Regions from separate parts of the Mus musculus genome. Here region 2 is linked to region 1. The links are chromatin loops, found by intact Hi-C in ENCODE. Cell type or tissue: left cerebral cortex. All regions are shown on one strand. Each heading gives the region's core, and the rest is flanking DNA. Links, peaks and the distances in the headings are about the cores only. Region 1 overlaps Phf20l1 (PHD finger protein 20-like 1). Region 2 overlaps Lrrc6 (leucine rich repeat containing 6 (testis)).

Region 1 (9,914 bases), core at 1,237-9,236:
TCATGCCTACCAGAAAGTTACCATGTGATTTTTAACATACTTTAGGATAAAAATTTTAGCTACATGTTATAAAACAAGTAGGGAATATATTTTCACATTAGACATTTTCAATGATTACTTTCAAGTTCATAAATTAATTGTAGGTCCAGGTGCTGAAAATCCCAAATAACAGCAGAACATAAAAGAAAATACTTTTCGTTTCTAATGGCACCTTTCTTTCCAATGTTTGAGGAACTATATTCAGCAAATGGAACATGGCTCCAACCCAGACTCTCCTTAAAATGCTCACCGTTTATTCCTGCTTTGACAGTAGCAAAGCATAGAAGGCCCTGCTTTTATTATGCTACTCAGAGAGCCCTATCTGAAACAGCCTACAGAGTGTCAGGTAAGCGCCTTTTAAGGAAGGTGAATAACTATGATTTGTAGAAGGAAAGAAGAAGATAAGAAACTTACGTAAAATTTCATACTAAAAATTAGCTTTCTAAATAAGACTTTATACCAGATAAAACAAACAAAAAAATTTAAAAGCAAAAAGGCACTTACCTCACTTCCCATAGACTGGTTACACGATCCAGCTGGGTCGATAGGACAACACCAGCTTAGTGGATGCTGGGATTTCACCTGGAACAGAAACTAGTGACCTATAACTTTAGCAGGTCTAAAACCAAAGAAGCAAAAATCAAGTGTATAATTTATTTTACATACTATGCTTCTCTTTCTTGCTGCTATTTGGGGCTCTCAGCACATAACCCTACAATTAGTTCATTTAAAAATGCATCAATATGTATGTTGATCAAATACCATTCAGGAAGACATCCCTTCAGTAGCCAGGAATACTGAATACTCTTACCTGCCCCTTAGCATCCTCAGGCATGGCTTTAATGTGCATTCTTTTTAAACAACGGATTACGCCATCATAAAACTGAACTGTGAATGTTCCTGAAATAGGAGCAATCAGATTAGAAAGTATCATGCAACATTATAGCAGCATTTGGAATCTAACAATAGTGGTATAATGTAAAATGATGCCTTGCGATTGCACTAACACAGGCACAGTCTCCTGAATGTATTCCCCTGAGTTATTAAAGATACTTTCTCTTTCCATGTTTAAACTCTTTTAAACTAGTTTTTTCCTTAAAGTATACACAAATTAAGTCCTGATAACTTAGCTGTATGTAACTTTGATTTTTACTGAAGAATTTTGAAATTTATTGTGAAAAGACATAAATATTAGAATTATCTCAGAAAAATAAAGCCATTATTTACAGAAACAGTATTTCTACTGGAACAATCATTGGCTCTCTTGAAAAGTTACTTTTAATGTAGGTAACAGAGAGAAAGATCTGATATGTGATAAAGATCATTTTCTCAGTGAGATTTACATTTGTACTAAAGTGTACAAATGTGTACTAAAGTGCAATAGTGGCAAGACAACATGCTCCCATGTTGATCTCTTGATTAGACTTGAGGCCCTTCCACAGGCTCAGGCCTGATACGGTTATCATGGTCAACATTCATGCCTAGGGAAATCATAGCTTCAAGAGGGAACCTATTATTTTGTAAAAGGTCATCCTGTTAACCTGCTTTCTAAATATTTATTTTTAGAAAGTAGATTTGTACATAGATTTGTACTGCTTTATCGTCACCTGAATAAGCTGTATCACAAATATCTAAATGTCCACATTAGTTAGTTCCATTTTGCTTTTACAATAAACTGAGGGTTTCCCCAATTCCCATTTTTTCCCCCTGAAGAAAGAGGCAGGCTTACCTACCATGTGGGACATTTAGAAACCAAAATTAATACTTCTCGAGGAGAGTTAAAAAAAATCTATCAATATTTCCTAAAGACTCCCTAGAACTACTCTAGAAATGGCAGTAACCACAGTTCAGTAGCATCCCATTTCTACTAATATAAACTTAATTTTGTTTTAAAACCCGTGGATAAACAGAATAGGATAAACAGTGACAGCGGTTTGAGTACAGTGCATATGTGTGTGTGTACACAACTACATAAGCACATGCTTAGGGATTATTGCAAGTCCTAACGTGTTCCATACTCAACTCAGCTGAGCTTAGCTACAGCACTGAGTGCTTTTACTGTGTTAGGTTTGGGATGGATCTTAACCCCCAAGAGTACATAATCGTTAGTTCTTTCTGCCCACATCACTCTTGACTAACTTACTCTGTGTTAGGCTCTATACGGGTATAAGACTTAAGCAAATAAGACATGAACTACACTTCAAAGAAGTGTAAGCACCCAAAGGAAAAGGGGGGAAACAACCTGCATGCCCAGTATAGTGCGGTCTCCCACCTCTTCCTGCAGTGAGTGGCTAAACACTAGAAATGGCACTACAGTCTCATCTGCAGCTCCAAATCACTGCAACCATATATGGGACTGAAATCCTTATAGAATAGTTCTCAGTTAGACTACTGTAATTTATTTTTCATATTGAATTCCTTACACATCCTTCTTAAATGTTTGTTCCTTCTATCTTACCTTCTATTTCTTTCAAGCTTATTTTTAATTTGAACCTAAAGTTTAAACTTTCTCCATTGCTTTCATCACCTCCAAACAAAATTCAAATCCTTTAGCAAGGTTCTAAAGTTTTTCAGGTCCTGATTGTTGCTTCTGTCCAACCATGTCCCTACTATTTCATTGCAAACAAAGCCCTTCTGGCTCTTCTTCCACTAGCTTATGTGTCTTTCACAACTTTACTGAAGTGTCTCCTGAGTAGATCACATGCCCTTTCAAAGAACCTGTCACTAAGTGTGTGCAGCGTTTGTTTCTTTAAAAATGGCAGTTAAGTTGTGGTCAAGTTTATTATATAAATATGGTATTTGAAGATTAATATTCTGTCTGAAAGATTTCTTAGGTTCATGGGAAATCTTACTAACACACCTCGTATTTTGATTCAGGCTGGGAAGTCATGAGTCATGTCACTCTGAAATATTTAACAAATATTCCCATAGAGAGTACTAACAGAAAATCCACACAGAACAGTATAAAACAAGAAAAAAGTTATATGAGACAATTATATACCTTAATGGAAATTTAAATCTCAGTCCTATTTATGTCTCAGGTCATGTCAAATGCATACCTTCTTTGTTAATTGCTTCAATCTTGGCAGGGTAATAGCGACAGTCTGTCCAACGAGCCAGTACTTCTTCTCCAGCTTTAAAATCCTATTCAAACAACTTTTAAGATCAATTTCAAATATAATAAATATTTCATTAACAAAAAAAGCTGTTAAATTTGACAGGATCCTTTTAAAATGTCATTATTTATGAAAGGAACAACTGGGAAAAGATTCCTACTTACAAAGAGCTCTTCCTCATCCTTTAGCCCTTCTTTCCTTAGTGCAGGTCTCTCAAGGGGTCGCAACCTGTTGCTGTCCCAGTAAATCCACTCATCATATCGATGACTCCAGCGCTCAAAATGGACTAGCATCTTCCCTTCTTCATAATCAATTTTTTCAATTCGGGATGGATACCTCAAAAAAAATTAAAAAGCTTCATATCAAAAAAAATCCTTCTGTTGTCAAATATAAATTAAGCAGAAAGATTTTAATGGGTACAACTTACCATTAAAACTGAGAAAAGTTAGTATACTCATAAACTACTGAACACATAAAATACACATTACTATTGTCATTTTAAGCGATTTTTCTCAGAACTTGAGAAAATAAATTCTCTAATATATTCTGAATACAAAATATAAAGCACTATACTGTTTAAGAAACTAATGCACTGCATGTGTCAAATGGTAAAGATATCCCTACTTTCTTACTTATTAATCCTCCCAATTCTGAAAATATATACACAACAAATAATTTGCAGTAAAATAGATACTCTGTAAAAATATGATTGGAAAAGCTGAAGACTTTCTATAGTTATATGAATAATGGTATATCTAACAGAATAGAAGATTAATCTTCAAATACCATGTTTATACTATACAAAGTAAAAAGTTAAATGAAAATTTAGAAATATATATGTATATGTAATTATGCTTTAAAATGCTTCAACATATTCCCTTTTGTGTATATGTTCATTTCTGTATGTGCATGCCTGTGTGTATCCATTAACACTGAGGAAAGAAGACAATCTCAGCTCTCATTCCTCAAATACCATTCATGTAGAGCTTGCCAGATAAGGTAGGCTGGCTAGACAGTCAGTACTGAACATGTGCCTATAGCCACCTCTACAGCACTAGATACCACCTCCAGTTTTTGCTTCACAGGTTTTAGGAGTAGAACTCAAGACTTTATCATTTCAACCAATCGATTTCCCCAGACTATAAATCCCTTTCTATATGGTGTTAAGAACATTTTATTTTTCCATGGTAAGCATATGCTAGGAAAGAAAAGCCCCAAATTGTGAATTTTAAAATATTTGATTGCTTTTTCTTCACAAGTAGATTAGTTATCCTTTGAATAATTTCAAAGTAAAAATTAATTCACTTAAACATTTAATAAGGAGTGTACTATTCCATTATTCCCGCATTAACATGTTTGCAGATGACAGAACTGTTTATGAGTAACATATGAACTCAATAGCCACATATGGGAGATAATTCAGCTGTAATTGCTTATCTCATATTTTTCTATTTTAAAAATAAATTCAAAGCTTTGTGTTGAATTTTTAAAAGTTTTAAGCATAAAGCTATTATGCAACTTTGATGTTACCATCTCTTTTATAGATCAGTCATGTTGTTCAAAGTCATTTACACATCTAAATACACTGAATTTTCCTGAGATGATTTCTTAATTTTGTAGTATGATACTGAGCTACTGCATAGTTCTTCTCGTACATCCGTGTTTTTCAATCCATCCGTGCTTCTGTCCTTCTTGCCTTGCCTAACCTGCCTTTCCTGTCCTGTTCATTCTCATTGTTCAGGCTTTGTCCAACATGTAATGATCTAAGCTGACTTCCTGGACTCCCTTTTCCATTGACCTTATGGAACTCTGATTGTTTAAATTCTCTCTAGATAGACTCCAAAACTAAGTGCTGATGAGTGATCATCAGAGGCATTTATATGTCTCAAAAGGTTTCCAACATCAAATAAGCTGGGGAAATACTAGATCAAAATTAGGCCCCTTACTTAAAGACTTCTTGCTGTTCTCAGCAAATGGAGATAAAGCACTTGACTTAATCAAACAGGAAATATATAGCCTGTTTTATCTCAAAATGTTTAACATGTCTAGAGACAACTTATAGCTAAGGATCATGATGCTAGAATACTGCTCAGGCCTATGAGTTCTGGGTGTGCCTAAGTTGTGTTCCTTATCATAGCCCTCAGCACCTGGCAAAGCCCTAACACACAGAAACTACTAGAGCAGTATTCAGCAAGAAAGTAAATGCTAAAGGCAGCCGGACTTCATGTTTCTTAAGAACTATGAAGGCTGTTGGCTCATTCTAATCTAACTTCCTAGTCTGAGGGGAGAAGTGGGTTAAGAAACATTTTGTTACTGAAAAGCATCAAGCCAATAAAACATAGATTAACAGACTTCTGTGCAGACATGCCTATTCAGCCACATAAAATCAAAACTACAATGTTCATTATCTGTAGTCTTCCCCTTGATACATTTTGTTGCTCTAATTTTTAAAATAGAAAATTATATCATACAGAGAAACTTTCAACAAGGCTGCTCTATATTTTCAATATTACTAGCCACTGAAGCACTATGAAGAAATATATCTATTAAGTTCAAAAACTGATAAACCTCTTTCAAAAGGTAAGAGCTTTTAATTTCACCTATCACATCACTCAGATGTTAAGAAAAATCCAAAGCTCTTGGCTTTGCTCTCTAGGTTCTTTCAAATTCTAAATGTATGGAACTCTGTATGTTTAAAACATTCTTTAAAGTAAAAAGAGTCCACAGTAACAGATTCAAATATATATCTATTTTCATAACATGATTCAATTCAGTAAAATAAAAAAAATCAGAATCTGAATGAATTTAAATAATGTAAATCTAGATTGTTATTTTTAAGCAACTTATGGTTTTCCTAAAATATTTTAAATTCTGTTGGCTGAAAGGATGCTTGAAGCAACAGCCAGAACAAATTACATCTTGAGGAACCTCTTCAGGGTAAGTTACAGCATGTTAGAGTCTCTACATAAATGCCTAGAGAATGATATGCATACCTAGGTTACTGCCAAGAATAAATGCAAATGCACAAGATGATAATCTATTTCATTTTTAACAAGTTTCACTAGTCAAATTTGATGGTTAAAGGTGTCAGAAATATTATCAAGAATGTCCAACATATATGCACTTGAACAACTAATAAGTCAAAGGTAGGACTGAAGGGGTAGCTTAGAGGCAGAGGGTTTGCCTAGCAAGAATGAGGGCTCAGTTTTGGTCCATGGCACTTGGAAATGAATGGGGAGAAAGGAAGAGGGAAGGGGAGGGAAAGAGAGGAGAGAACAAAGAAAGCAGACAGGCACTGCTGGTAGATTTAAACAATTCTAAATTCTATCATTTCATCATTGAGCTCAGTTAGGAGATGTAGATGAGAAATACTGTTATGTATCAGACTTTTTTTTTTTTTTGCTAACTAAACATTGATTGTTCCTTATATTCACTGCATCTTGTTCTCTGTCCATGCTATGGATAACAGAATCTGCTTTAACAGATGAGGACTAAATATTTCACACAAAAGCAGAAGCAGAGACCGATACAAGTTTCCACTGCATGTCATAAAAGTGGGGCAAAGTATATGTGTGTGTGTGTGTGTGTGTGTGTGTGTGTGTGTGTGTGTGTATGAATGAATAAAACACACATAGAAAAATTTCTAAGTGAATAGAAAACCTCATTTCACATGCTTAAGTAATTCTGGGAAGTTCATTGAAGGTTCCTGGAGACACTGTCCACATGGAACTTGGTGGGATATTTCAAGGATTAAGAGTCTGAGTACAGCTACAATGTACACACAAGGTACACTATTGAAAAATATTATGAATCTGGATGAAACTAGAGTGAGTGAGGTCATTAAGGAAAGCAAGATGTGCAATCTGTCCTCAAGATTGACCTGCCAGGACTTGAGGGCACTTGAAGGTAAAAGTAATATTCCATTTGACCTAACAACATGATAAACTACACAGCAGATAAAGGAGAACAGAGAGACGTTAAACTGGGCATGTTAGCTTGTTTCAAACTTAGAGCTTTGAAATAGCAAGCTAATGAAGTGATCCTTTGTTCTATAGAGCACAGGACTTCTATTTAATTGGGCCACTGGTTACACCTTGGGAAGGAAAAAGCATGATAAGATCTTCATAATGCATGTATGATGCACATTACAATATGGCAATTCACATATAGCTCTATACAGCAAAACAATTCCTCTGTTCCAGCAGATGGCCCAAACTAATGGTATATGTTTTCATATACAGTGTAAAAAAATTTGTTGAGCAAATACATTCACAAATGACTATCTTAAAGAATGTATTATTTTCATATGCTACGTATGCTTTACTATAATTGACTGTGCATTGAACATAAGTTTTTTTTTCTCCCTAAATTTGGAAGATGTGGTGTTAATGTTTTTGTTTTAGAGGCTGAATCACAGAAAGCTGTTAGAATAAAGAATAGTGATTAGGCTCAGCCTCAGACATTTATGAATGATTCAGGAAAACATTTAAGTGGGAGATTAGGATTTCAGAGTCCATAGTGTCAGGTAAGATGCCAGAAAGATGCCAGAGAATCTCCATAGCTGTTCTATCTTAAGATTTAACTGGGGACCCCTGAAGGTGAATTAGGAAAAGGCTGGAAGAAGTTGAGGAGGAGGTTAACCCCACTGGAAGACCAACAGAACTAACCTGGACCCCCGAACTTTCTCGGAGACTGAGTCACCAACTAGTCAGCATGCAGGAGTGAGTCTGAGGCGCCCAACATATATACAGCAGAGGACTGCCTGGTCCCACCTCAGTGAGAAGACACACCTAACCCTTGAGAGACTTGAGGCCCCATGAAGTGGGGAGCTGCGGAGGGTTGGAGGCGTGGGGACGTCCTCTTGGAGACAGGAGCGGGAGGGGAAGAATGGGATGAGGAACTGTCGAGGGTAGACCAGGACAGGGATAATGACTGGACTGTAAAAACAGATGAAAGATAATCTAAAAAAATAAAAAGATTTAACTGAAAGAAAGGAAGAGAATGTCAGATCACCAAGCAAATTACTCCTCAAAGCCAACATACTATGGAAAGCTCTCTGGCCCCATATCAACTGCTGTTGAAAAGTAACAAAGATTCTCTCTCTACCTTCCCTGAAATAATCCCACAGCAAAAGGCAGACAATGGATGAAGTACAGAGATTCTGGTCTGCTGGGATTTAATGACTTAGAAAAGGAATGAACTGCTTGTATTGCTCAGAGTTAACTTGTTTTTCCTAAGTCCTTTATTTTTAAGCCTGGAAACAGAGTCTACTTCCATAAATGGAGAAAAAAATGTTCACTCTAAAATAAATTATAGGCATTTAGACTAATATAAATGAAAATATAAAAGTATATCAATGATCTACCTGAAAAATATTTTTTGCTATCTCATTTTTTGCTAATACTAATTGGCTTTAGGGTTAGTACTTGAGCCTTTCCATGTCTAAGTCCTCAAAAAGTCAAGTTTAATTGAAGCTATAGTTACAACCACAGGAACATCATTGGTAAAAGTAAAAATTATTTTATCTTCCCAAAACTCTTGAAATTTCACTGCCTTGAATAAATACTGTAATTTTATAACTGAGGTTTCCAACTGGTATAAAATTGTTCAGAGAATAACAGTGCCCATAGATTCTAGACTAAATCTGTAATTCAGTAAGTACCAGATACTGGCTAAAGACATTGGTCAAAGTTAGCTGCACCTGAACAATATCAGTTCCCAAGTGCATCGACTCCCAAGTGCTGGAAAAACACAGGAACACAAGCAGTCTAAGAAAGAAATCACTGCTGGTGAATTCCTATCCTAGATCACATGGATCTTATTTTTGTCTTATACTTGCTATATAAGATATATATTCACTATGTGTGTGTGTGTGTGTATATATATATGCATGTATACACACATACAAATATATATCACTGTATTTGCTCACTTTATTATTGTCTTAACTTATCAACTAAGTCAAGAGGGTGGGGAATTTCTTTGTTGAAAACTAATCTCTGGTGTAGAGGAAGATGACTTTTCTTCAGACAGGCACTCCTAAATTGACTTAGATTTTAAAGAGAGGCACATGGACAAATACCTTCTGGAAGATAAGATAATCTACTACTCCTATCAGTGCTCTACTAACTGTCCCTGGGAAATTCTGCTTGTTTTTGCTTACTTACTAAGAGAGCAGCAGCTGTCTTGGATAAGGAGGCAAAAGAACTGTTAAGAACCAGGTCTCAGAGTATGAGATAGGAGAAGCCTGGCCCCTTGATCAGGTATGGGAAGCACTGCAGGGCGTGGCAGGGGAAAAGGAGGCAGATACACAGGAAGGTGTTTTTCAGAAGTTGCTCAAGGGTGTGCCCTGAGCCCAGGTGCTGTGGCTTCAGAGCTTGTCATCTTTCACTCACACTGCTCAATAGTATGAGTACTCTAGGAAGCAGACCCTGGACACTGGATATGGAAGGGAGAGGAGAGCAGGGCAGATCAGTGCCAGAGAAACAAATTTTTCTAATAGTAGAGCCAGTCAGAATTGAACTTTTAGACTTTATTATGTTTCTACCTATTCTAGACTAATATACCTTTCCCATATGTACTCATATTATATATAATATGTATTACTTATGTATTTAAATAAAAGGTAAGTTTGTGTGTGTATAAACATATAACTAAATATATAGAATATATAACACAAATCTTATATAACATTATACATTTATAAGTATCACTCTATATTATAGATATTTCTATAAATTTATTGAATAGTATATGATT
Region 2 (9,914 bases), core at 1,116-9,115, 120 kb after region 1:
AGCACTGAGCCACTCAGCACTGTTTGCTTTCGATATTGGCTATGCTTGTGAAAAGTTCTTTCTCCTCAGGTGAATTCTAAGGTGTTTCCTATCTTTTGTCCAGTTTTTCTATTGATTTGCCATTTTGGGAAGTATACTCTTATACATTCTAGATACTAAACCATTGTCATGTGGTACAGATATTTTCCATTGATACACCACTCTTCTGTGTATTTCAGTTATGATACTAGTATGCAGATGTTTTATTCTCTAATACACTAAACTTCATCAATCTCTTCTCTTGTAGTTCCTAAATATGGTTTATTTTGTATTACGTTCTACTTTCAACATCTTAATTTTTCACACATATCTTCTCCAATCCATTTCAAATTTACCATGTAAACTGTATCAAAAGACACTCAAAAATTTCTAAAAATGTATCATGGTTGAAACACTCTTTAAAACTGAAATATAAATTACATACCATAAAATTCACCACTGTGAATGCACAGTCCAGCAGTTTTGGTAGACTTGTATGTTCTAGAACATTTTCATCGTTAAAAAAAAAAAGAAATGCCATATTGTTCGGTACTTACTGTACTCGTGCCCCTCCTTACCCACAAATGACAGCTCGAGATCACCTTGTTTCCCCATATTTCTGAACACAATCCAAATGGAGCAGCAGCGAGTGTGGTCTCTTGTGTCTGACTTCCTCCTTTAAGGCACAATGACTCCTCCACGCTGCAGGATGTCTCAGTACGTCCTTTCCTTTCATGGGTAAATAATATTGCACACCATAGAGACACCACATCTTGTGTTTGTTGGTTGATAGGCACGCAGAATGGATGCTTCACCTTTTTAGCTATCAAGAATTCTTTTGCTGATGGCTCAATGGGTAAAGTATTTGCCCTCAAACAGAAGGACCCACGTTTGGATTTCTAACACCCACTATATATTTTTTAATCATCTTTTTTATTTTTAATTACATTATTTATTTACATTTCAGTCATTACCCACCCCTTTTGGTCCCCCTTTTCACAGTTCCTCATCCCATTTCTCCCCCCTCCCACCTCCAAGAGAATGCTCCCCTCACCACTAGGCCTCCCCTCTTCCCTGGGGCCTCAAGTCTCTTGAAGATTAAGCACATATCTCCATTGAGGCCAGACCAGGAAGACCTCTGCTATATATGTACTAGGGGCCTCAGTCTGGCCCATGCATGCTCCTGGTTGGTGGCTCAGTCTCTGGGAGTTCCCTGAGGTCTGGGTTAGTTGAGACTGATGGTCTTTCTATGGGGTTGCCCTACCCTTCAGCTTCTTCAATCCTTCCCCTAATTCAACCATAGGGGTTCTGACTTCAGTTCAGTGGTTGGGTCTAAGTATCTGCATCTGTCTCAGTCAGCTGCTAGTTTTAGGAAAGATTCCTGCTAGTAATATGCTTGTCCTATTATGGCTCCTGACAGTAGAGGAGCAGCCATGCCAGGCTCCTGTCTCTATGAACATCATAACATCAGTAGTAGTGTCAGGCTTTAGTGTCCACTCCCTTAAGATGGATCCCAAATTGGGATCCTTCAGTCTATTTTCCACTTTAGACAGGAAAAAAATTCTAGGTCAGAAATTTTGACTATAAGTTGGTAACCCAGTCCCTCTACTTGAAGACTTGTCTATCTACTGGAGGTGGAGTCTTTGAGTTCCTTCTCTCTAATGTTGGCATTTTGGCTAAGTGACCTCCATAGAGCTCTGATTGTTTCTCTCTCCTCTCTAGTCTCTAGTGCTTTCCAGAAGGTCCTCCCACATCCCATCCCCTGAGGCTGCTTATTTTCATTCATTCTTCTGGCCCTCTGGGCTTCTCTCCTGCCCTCCCCATACCTGACCCTATTCACCCTTTCCCCTCCCCTCTTTGTTGCATCACAGGAATTAAAATTCGTATCTTATTTTAGGACAGTCTAGATCCAGTTAATGCTAAGTTAATTTCAACAGTAGACAAGACCTTGCTATTGTATTCATGCTGCTGTCTTTCCCTTTTGCTGTAGTTACCACAAACCATATCTTTATATATATATTACTTACCCCTCAGTACAGATTTATGATGACTGATTTTTATAGTCATTTAAAAATAAGCTCAGAGAGAAAAGTACAAAAAAAGTGAGTTTATATGACTTTTGCATTTACTCACATAGTTGCTTCTATTGTGGATCCTTTTTGTAATATTTGAATTTGAAGATGCTAAATAACAGGTTTGGAAGGATCAGAACTATCATGAACACATGTGTTTTCATGACTTTAACTTTTTGTTGCATTATCTCCTTCTGGGCCGAAGATACATCACTGCAGATACATGTTCTACCTCTGAACATCCGTCTCTTCAGGATGTCACTGACTTTGACCTCACAGGCCCTAAACATGGGCACTTGGGTCCTTGATTCTTTGGTAGGTGTGTGTAGGGATTCTTTGGTGTGGCTCTTGTCACTTTTCATAACACTACTGCTAGTCTACACTGCTGCTCTGCACTGCTGGTCCACACTGCTGGTCTGCACTGCTGGTCTGCATTGCTGCTCTGCACTACTGGTCCGCACTGCTGGTTTACACAGCTGGTCCACACTGCTGCTCTGCACTGCTGGTCCACACTGCTGGTCTATACTGGTGGTCCACACTGCTGGCCCACACTGCTTGTCCACACTGCTGCTCTGCACTGCTAGTCTACACTGCTGGTCAACTCTGGTGCTCTGCACTGCTGGTCCACACTGCCTGGTATGCCCTGTCCACGCTTCTCAACTGCCAACCCTGTATGGTAACAGGCTGTGTGTTAGGACAGAGTATCTTGAATGACACTTGAATAGCCACCCAGTGGCTTATAGCCCTGGAGTTTACCACTGTGACTGCAAAAGCCCTACCCACAACAGCTGATACATTGATTCTAATATCTTCATATCTTCATTTCATGTCTTCATTTCAACCTCAAAGATGCCATTTAATGTATTTCTGTATGGTAGATCTTCTGTTGGCAAAAACATCAGTTTTTGTTTACTTGTTAAAAAAAAATATTTTGAAGTTTCCCAGATAAAGAATTCTTGACATTTTTCCTTACTCCCTACTTCCTTTTTTCTTTTTTTCTCCTATCTTATTTTCAGATATCATTTCTTCCTTTATTGTCTTTTTAAAATCATTCCTCTTTCTCATAACCCCATCTCTATTAATTGGATGTGGTTATATTCATTGGAACTTCCATGCCTCCTAAGCTGCATGTCTATTTAAACTAGTCTGTCTTTTTATTCTGCAGTCTGAGACATCGCACCAGATTTAAATCCCAGAATAATTATGTTAATTCTTTCTCATTCTAGAATTCATTTCATTTTCAATTAACTCTGATTTGGCCACAATTTCTACCTTCTCACTCCCTCCTGCACCGATCGCTGCTTTTCTGTGGTGCGATTGTTGTTGGATGGATGATATCATGGATGATATTTTTTTTGATGCAGTTAGAACTCTGATTTTAATCTTTCCCATTCCCTGGATGCCTTTCCTTGATCGCCACTCTCTCTTCGGGGCTATTTTATTGAGGTGGTTAGTTTGGTGTCACACAGTAAACACAGAGAGTCTTGTGTGTCCAGTGGCTGGTGTGGGCTCACAGCTGTGAGGTGGTTTCCCTGGCCAACCTCTCCTGTGTGTGGCAGGGCTGTGTGCCCTGTGAGTGGGTGGAGCGCGTTGACTGTCAGCCTTGCTGCAGAGTGAGGGGCGGGGAGCCGAGGCAGGCAAGCTGCTCTGCCACCCAACTCCCATCTGTCAATAGCTAAAACAGGGAGGGGTTCACTTGGGACAGGGGTTTTAGTCTCTTTGCCTCCCCATGCAGAAAGAGTAATCTCAGTGACAGCCCACAGTCATAAATACACATTGTTCCTTTTGAATCTCTATCCTCAAAACCTGGAAATTGCCAGCGTCAAAGCCCCAAATCAGGATCAGCACTGAGATTCAGAGCTCTATCACTATCTTCCTGTTTTAGAAGAGTAGTCAGTCACTACTGGTGTACACGGCAGCTCTGTCACTGTTAGCTTGTGGCCAAAAGGAATGGCAGCATTCACTCAGCACTAAGTTCATGGTAATACATTTTAATGTAATTGTCAGAAAGTTAATGACACCCCTTCCTGTTTTGGGCTATCCAGGGCTTGTTTTTGTTGAGAAGCTCTTGCTGGTCGGGGACTTCCCTTTTAACAAACGTTCTGATAATTTACCACTAGAGGGCAACATCGTTGCTATTGTGGTTTGAACTTTGCAAACTACAGTCACAGCTGTGTGCCTCTAACCTTTGTCTGGGCAGGTGCTCCCTTCTGTACTGTGCCTCCCAGCCCTAAGGGGAACTGGGTACAGGCTAGTTTGGGGACATGCATATCAAGATTAGAAGTGTGTAGGGGAAACATAAAGAGAAAAGGGACTCTTTTTTCTTTCTTTCTTTTTACTTTTTTTTTTCTTTTTTCCCTTTTTTTGCTGGCATGCATGTACTTTTGGTTTGATTTGAAGGGCTAGATGTGAGAGAAGAAGATGGATGGATGACTCAGTCCATCTGCTACAGTAAATCTCAGACTTTTCTTAAAAAAGGGAATGGCGTCCCCCTTCTTTTCCTAGATGGCAAAGAAGAAGAGGAGGAGGAGAAAGAGGAGGAGGGGGAGGATGGGGAAAGCAAAACAAAGAAACCTGTCTCTCTCTTTCTTCCCCCTCTTCTCTGTTCTCCGTTTAGGATTCACCAGGGTAGAATGAGGTACCTGCTGATCGTCTCCTAGAACAATCTTGCCCTAACCTGGAGGGGAGGGAAGGGCACTAAGTGTTTGTGACCAGTAGATGGGTCAGTCTACTACTGATGGTCTTTTTTAGGATAGAAAGCAAAGGGTGGAGGAGAGAATGATTGCCTTGGCAGAGAAGGGTTGGTCACGGTTGGCCACCTTGGGACATGCTCATCTGTGACATGAAAAACGCGGTGTAATATTTTTTACATTTAGACCACATCTAAGCAAAGTAAAAACTTGTTTTTGTTTTAACCATTATGAACACATAGAGAGTCCTGAGATTTTCATTTTTAAAACCATAGCAAAACCCCAAACCATGACATTTTCATCTTGCTGGCATCTTGTGAATCAGGCTTTTCTTACATGAAAGAAAAATAGCATTAAATGTTTTGCAGAGCTTCCCAAGGTAAATGTAATATTAGTGTCAGCACAATGCATGGTTCTCACCTCGCAGGTAGCAAGAGATTATTTATTCTGAGCCAAGTAGGAGGGCCAGGGCCTATAAATAACCTAGAATGTGTCCCCCAGATCATGTGTCTATAGTGAAAGTGTCCATGAGCTCCCATGTCACTACATAAAGTCATGTACCAGATATGTTATGGGGAAATTAGGTCAGTGGGTTACAGCAAAGCAGAGAGAACCACATTGCAGGTTCTGATGCTGTCTGGCATCCGAGTTGCTGGAAGCTCATGATCTGCTAATTTCATACATTCTGAAGGTTTTTGCCTGGTAGTTGGAAGGACACTGGATCAGACACAGAAGGTGAGTGCTAAATGGCCCTGAAGGGACTAAGGATAGCTGAAGGCAATCTGGCTTAGTGTCTACAGTATCCCAGCTCTCCACAGTCACGAGGTGCTAATCAGTCAAGCAGCAGCAATCAATACAAGTGCATCCATTCCCTGGGGAGCTCCGTTTACAGTTGTCCTGGTGGGCAAGCATCACATCCCGTGCATTCAGAAGCCAGATGTGCTATGTCCCATAGACTAGGAACCCTTGTCCTTAGGATGATAGCGTTGAGTCTGAGTGGCCAGGACAGCCGAAGAGCTTGTCCTCCTGGGCGAGCAGGACTTCTTGAGACCACCTCGAAGATCAGAACTCATAACATGACCAGCGAGTGCTCATGTTGACCGTGACTATTTACTTATACTCTCCGCTTGCCCTTTATCCCATTTTCTTGTTAAAATTTAAAGCTCTGGCAGTACCCTAAGGTTAGACTTGGAGTTGCTGGTTCTTTCCATTTGCCCCTTACAACACAGCCCCATTGATGAAACCCTCTCTCTGTGCCCATCACCATTATCCATCTCTATTGTTTGGGGACCAGGGGCTGATCAGAAACTTTTGGTGCTGTTGGAGCTGGGACTTTTAGCCTTAAACTCATGTTAGTTTATTAAGTAGAGTCTAGGTTAATTTTACATGACAGCTCAGTTATTCTTTGATCCAATTTTAATCATACCCTTCCATGGGTGACTTTAATCTTGAAAATATATGATTTAATACACACACATGTAATATGTAGAAACAAATATACTGCTAAACCAAGATTATGGAACATTCATGTTTAAACCTAAAGATAAAACAAACCAAATTTATTGTCCTAAAAAAGACTGTCCCTTTCCACCATTGTGCATTCAAGTTCAGTCCAGCCTAGGCCACTCCTGGCTTGGTGGTGACAAATGCTGTTATTTAGGTAGCCAAATATGTGTTGCATAAGAGCTTTATCTTAAGAACTTTAACATGATGATGATGATGGTGGCAGCTGTGGTGGTGATGAAGATGATGGTCACGATGATAATGATGACAATCGTGATGAAGATGATGAGGATAAAAATGAAATTTGTAAAGCAGTAACACAGGCAGAGATTCTCATATGCCAGCTCAGAAATGCTTTTCAGGAAAGCAGATCTAAGTTCAAGCCTCAACTCAGCCACTCAAAAGCTATGAGAACACTGGTACTCTCTTGCTTCATATACTTTAGAGTTCCAATTCCTTCATGTGGCAAAGAAACAAACTAAAGGAAGCTATGTCTCAATAGACAATCCCGTCCCACGGTTTTGTAAGTCAGAATTTCAGGGCACATGGCTGATGGTTCCTGTCTTGCTTCTATATCAGCTAAAACTCTGATAGGTCAGTGAATTCTTGTAGCCAGAGTTTTCATTTGGCCTCTGAGAATCCCAGTGTTCTCAGAGCAGGCCTTAGTGTATGTTTTCTGCATTCCAACTTGAACATAAAAATTGTACATACTTAAGAAGTACCATGTCATACTTCATTCATGTGTACAGTGTATGCATTACTGAGCATCCCATACTCAGAGACAGTCAGGATTACTTCATTATGGATGCAGTCTATAAGTTAGGAAGTCTCTCAGATCAGACCAGGTACAGGGAGAGGGAACAGAACTAGATGCCAGCTTCCGTGATGAAAGCAACATCACAGAGCCAAGTGTCACCATTAGCAATCTGACCTTAAATAGCAGTTATCATAATCTTTTTTTCTTATAGGCACAGTGTTGGGATTAGATAAGGCACTACCATATAGGTTATAAGCACATTTTATGCCTGTAAAAGAATTTTGCTATCTTTTCACAGTTATATGTTATATTCATGTGTGTACTCATATATGTATGTGGGTAACTGGAGGTCAAAGGACACCATCAAATGCTCTCCTCTGTTGATCTTTATTGAGAAAGGCATTTTTATTGAATTTAGAGCTTACTCTTTTTTTTTTTTTTTAACTAGACCAACTGGCCAGTAAGACCAAACAATCCTCTTGTCTCCACTCCCCAGTACTGTGGTTGCAGGCATGCATTCATGGTGATGCCTAGCTTTGTATATGGGTCCTGGGGATTCGAAACACAGGTCCCTCCCACTGTTTCCGCAGTCCTTTAATGTTTTCATTAAAATACAGTAGTTGTAAAAATAGTTTTGCTGTGGCATTTCAACAGATGCATTTAGCACACGTTGACTATTTTCTCTTGTAGTAGGAGATCAGAGAAAAACACAGAAACTGTGTCTTAGTTTTCTGTCATTTTCATAAATTTTTCTTCTATTTGTATATATTAAATATCAGATATTGTCATATTGGCAATTTTTGAAATAACGACTCTCTAAGACCACTTCTGTTATCGCTTCACCTTGCTTGTTTTTCCAACATTGCCACAGCACACGAAATCTTAAATCTTAGGGTTTAATCTTAGTTTCTTCACCTTGAACATCAGGTCCCCATGTCCTGATATAGCTTCCATAACCCTCATTCTTAATGCTTTGGTAATAGTGGGATGAAAAGATAAAACTGTGTTTAGTTAGCCAGTTTTACATAGTTGTGTGTGTGTGTGTGTGTGTGTGTGTGTGTGTGCATGCATACACATGTATATGTGTGCAAGTGTTCATCTATGTGTGCCTGTGTGGAGGTAAAACATAAGCATCCAGTGTTTTCCTTCTTTTCCCCTCCCCTCCCCTCCCCTCCCCTCCCCTCCCCTCCCCTCCCCTCCCCTCCCCTCCCCTCCCCTCCCCTCCCCTCCCCTCCTCTCTTCTCTTCTCTTCTCTTCTCTTCTCTTCTCTTCTCTTCTCTTCTCTTCTCTTCTCATTTATCTCTATCTCTATATCTCTATTTGAAATGAGGTCTTACATTGAACTGGGTGCCTAGTGAGACCCCAGGATCTACCCATTTTTACCCTATCTCCAGTAATGGGATCATAATTGAGTACTGTAGTGCCCAGACTTCACGTGTGTTCTGGGGATGTGGATTCAGATCTTCATGTCTCCACATCCATAATTACCCACTTTCACACACTAAGCATGAAGCTAGTTTCATGTTCGTGCCAATATATTTTATACCATGGATATAATTTGGCATCAATCTAACAGTTAGTAACAGTTGTGTGGCTCTGAAAGACTTTGATCTATACTTAGCCTTGTCAGTGTTCTTCCCTTTCCTTGGCTGACCCATTATCTCGAAAGCTGTGTTTTCCTTAGTTTTCATCTGGCCAACTAACAAATCTCTCTGGTGTCCAACCTGCTCCATCATGACTACCCCTTCCCCACGTCCATCAGTGTCTTTACCCCTTCCCTCTCTTTCTTCTGCCATTGCCTTCTTCCACAAACATGTCTTAACCTTTTGCATCCTTCTGCATTATGCTAAAGACTTTCATGTATGTAATAAGCAAATCAGTTTTAAACACAATTTCCCACTGTCCAGGGAGCTCAGATAATAACAGAAGAAGATAAGTTATAAGTATTGAATCACATTACAAGAAAATATCAGAAAGGACAAAAGTCATACAGAGAATTTAAACATCAGAGAATATCTAAACGTCACAAAAAGAAGCAAAGGACAGTCAGTATCTAATTTGTCATTCTACTTTATATTTCCCCGAATTTTATATTTGAGTTAATAAGCAACTGATGGGACTATATTAAGAAATCATGTGAACATCCTGTCCCTTATCATACATTTAAGTAGTTTTTAATATAGTCAGTAATGATCCTGCAGTTCCATTTATTGCACATTCGTTGGATGATATTCAACTTTAATCAAGAACCTCACCTTCTGCACATATCTGCTCATTATTTCTTATGTCTGCTTTTTAGTTTGATGTTCACATTGTTCCAGGCGTGGCCAGAGCAGCTCTTACAAACAGACCAACTAGTCAGCATGTGCTTTTCTCAGTTTCTGAATACTTCCCTGCTTTGTGGCACATTAAGGTGTTGAGCTCTCTCTGTCATTGATCTACTTTTCCTTCTTTCTCCCTTCCACACGTTCTTGTTTTGAATGGGTTTAGAAGATTACTTTCATATTTGATGTAAAAGTTAGTAAGAACCAAAGTTACACTGCTCATAGTAGGTTTCATAGACAGAGATCTAGGAGAAAATTTGGGAGGAGGGATGTCATTCTTATCAGTGACGTAGCCACTGATAAGCTGCCCATTTAAAAGACCTCCTGCCCAGGACAAGGTGGAGTCAAGACTTGAGACCAAGGAAAGGTGATGGAGGAAGGAAAACCATCATGTAGTAATTAAGTTCCACTATGTACTTTTGAGAAATAGGATAACACTCACCAAATGGAACAAGGTTGCAGAGCTATGAACCTATCTGAGTCAAGGTCATTTTGCTGATGTGGCCACCAGAAAACAACAGAGAAATAGTGTAATCAAAGGCATGGGGTG

What was found. Peaks named below come from ENCODE experiments on the same cell type or tissue, not always from the same donor. Only the 100,000 strongest peaks of a DNase experiment are listed, where the experiment ranks them.
Region 2: it touches region 1 in a loop (3-fold over the local background); 2 of 42 quality-filtered maps call a loop at or near these places.

The regions. Positions count from the first base shown.
Region 1 is chr15:66,588,384-66,598,297 of GRCm38, reverse strand. It overlaps Phf20l1 (PHD finger protein 20-like 1), which reads right to left. Exons shown (of 21, transcript NM_001081409.1): 3 at 3,320-3,491; 4 at 3,099-3,183; 5 at 851-939; 6 at 544-621. Among named protein-coding and RNA genes, the nearest start is that of Phf20l1, 16 kb to the right of the region's middle. In left cerebral cortex, for the core only: no CTCF peak of the experiment used is centred there; a DNase peak (open chromatin) is centred at 6,156.
Region 2 is chr15:66,470,360-66,480,273 of GRCm38, reverse strand. The region is part of intron 3 of Lrrc6 (leucine rich repeat containing 6 (testis)); the gene reads left to right. Among named protein-coding and RNA genes, the nearest start is that of Gm31006, 26 kb to the left of the region's middle. In left cerebral cortex, for the core only: a CTCF peak has its summit at 4,210 (motif pointing right); DNase peaks (open chromatin) are centred at 3,715, 4,173 and 4,533; H3K4me3 peaks cover 910 bases; H3K27ac peaks cover 2,535 bases.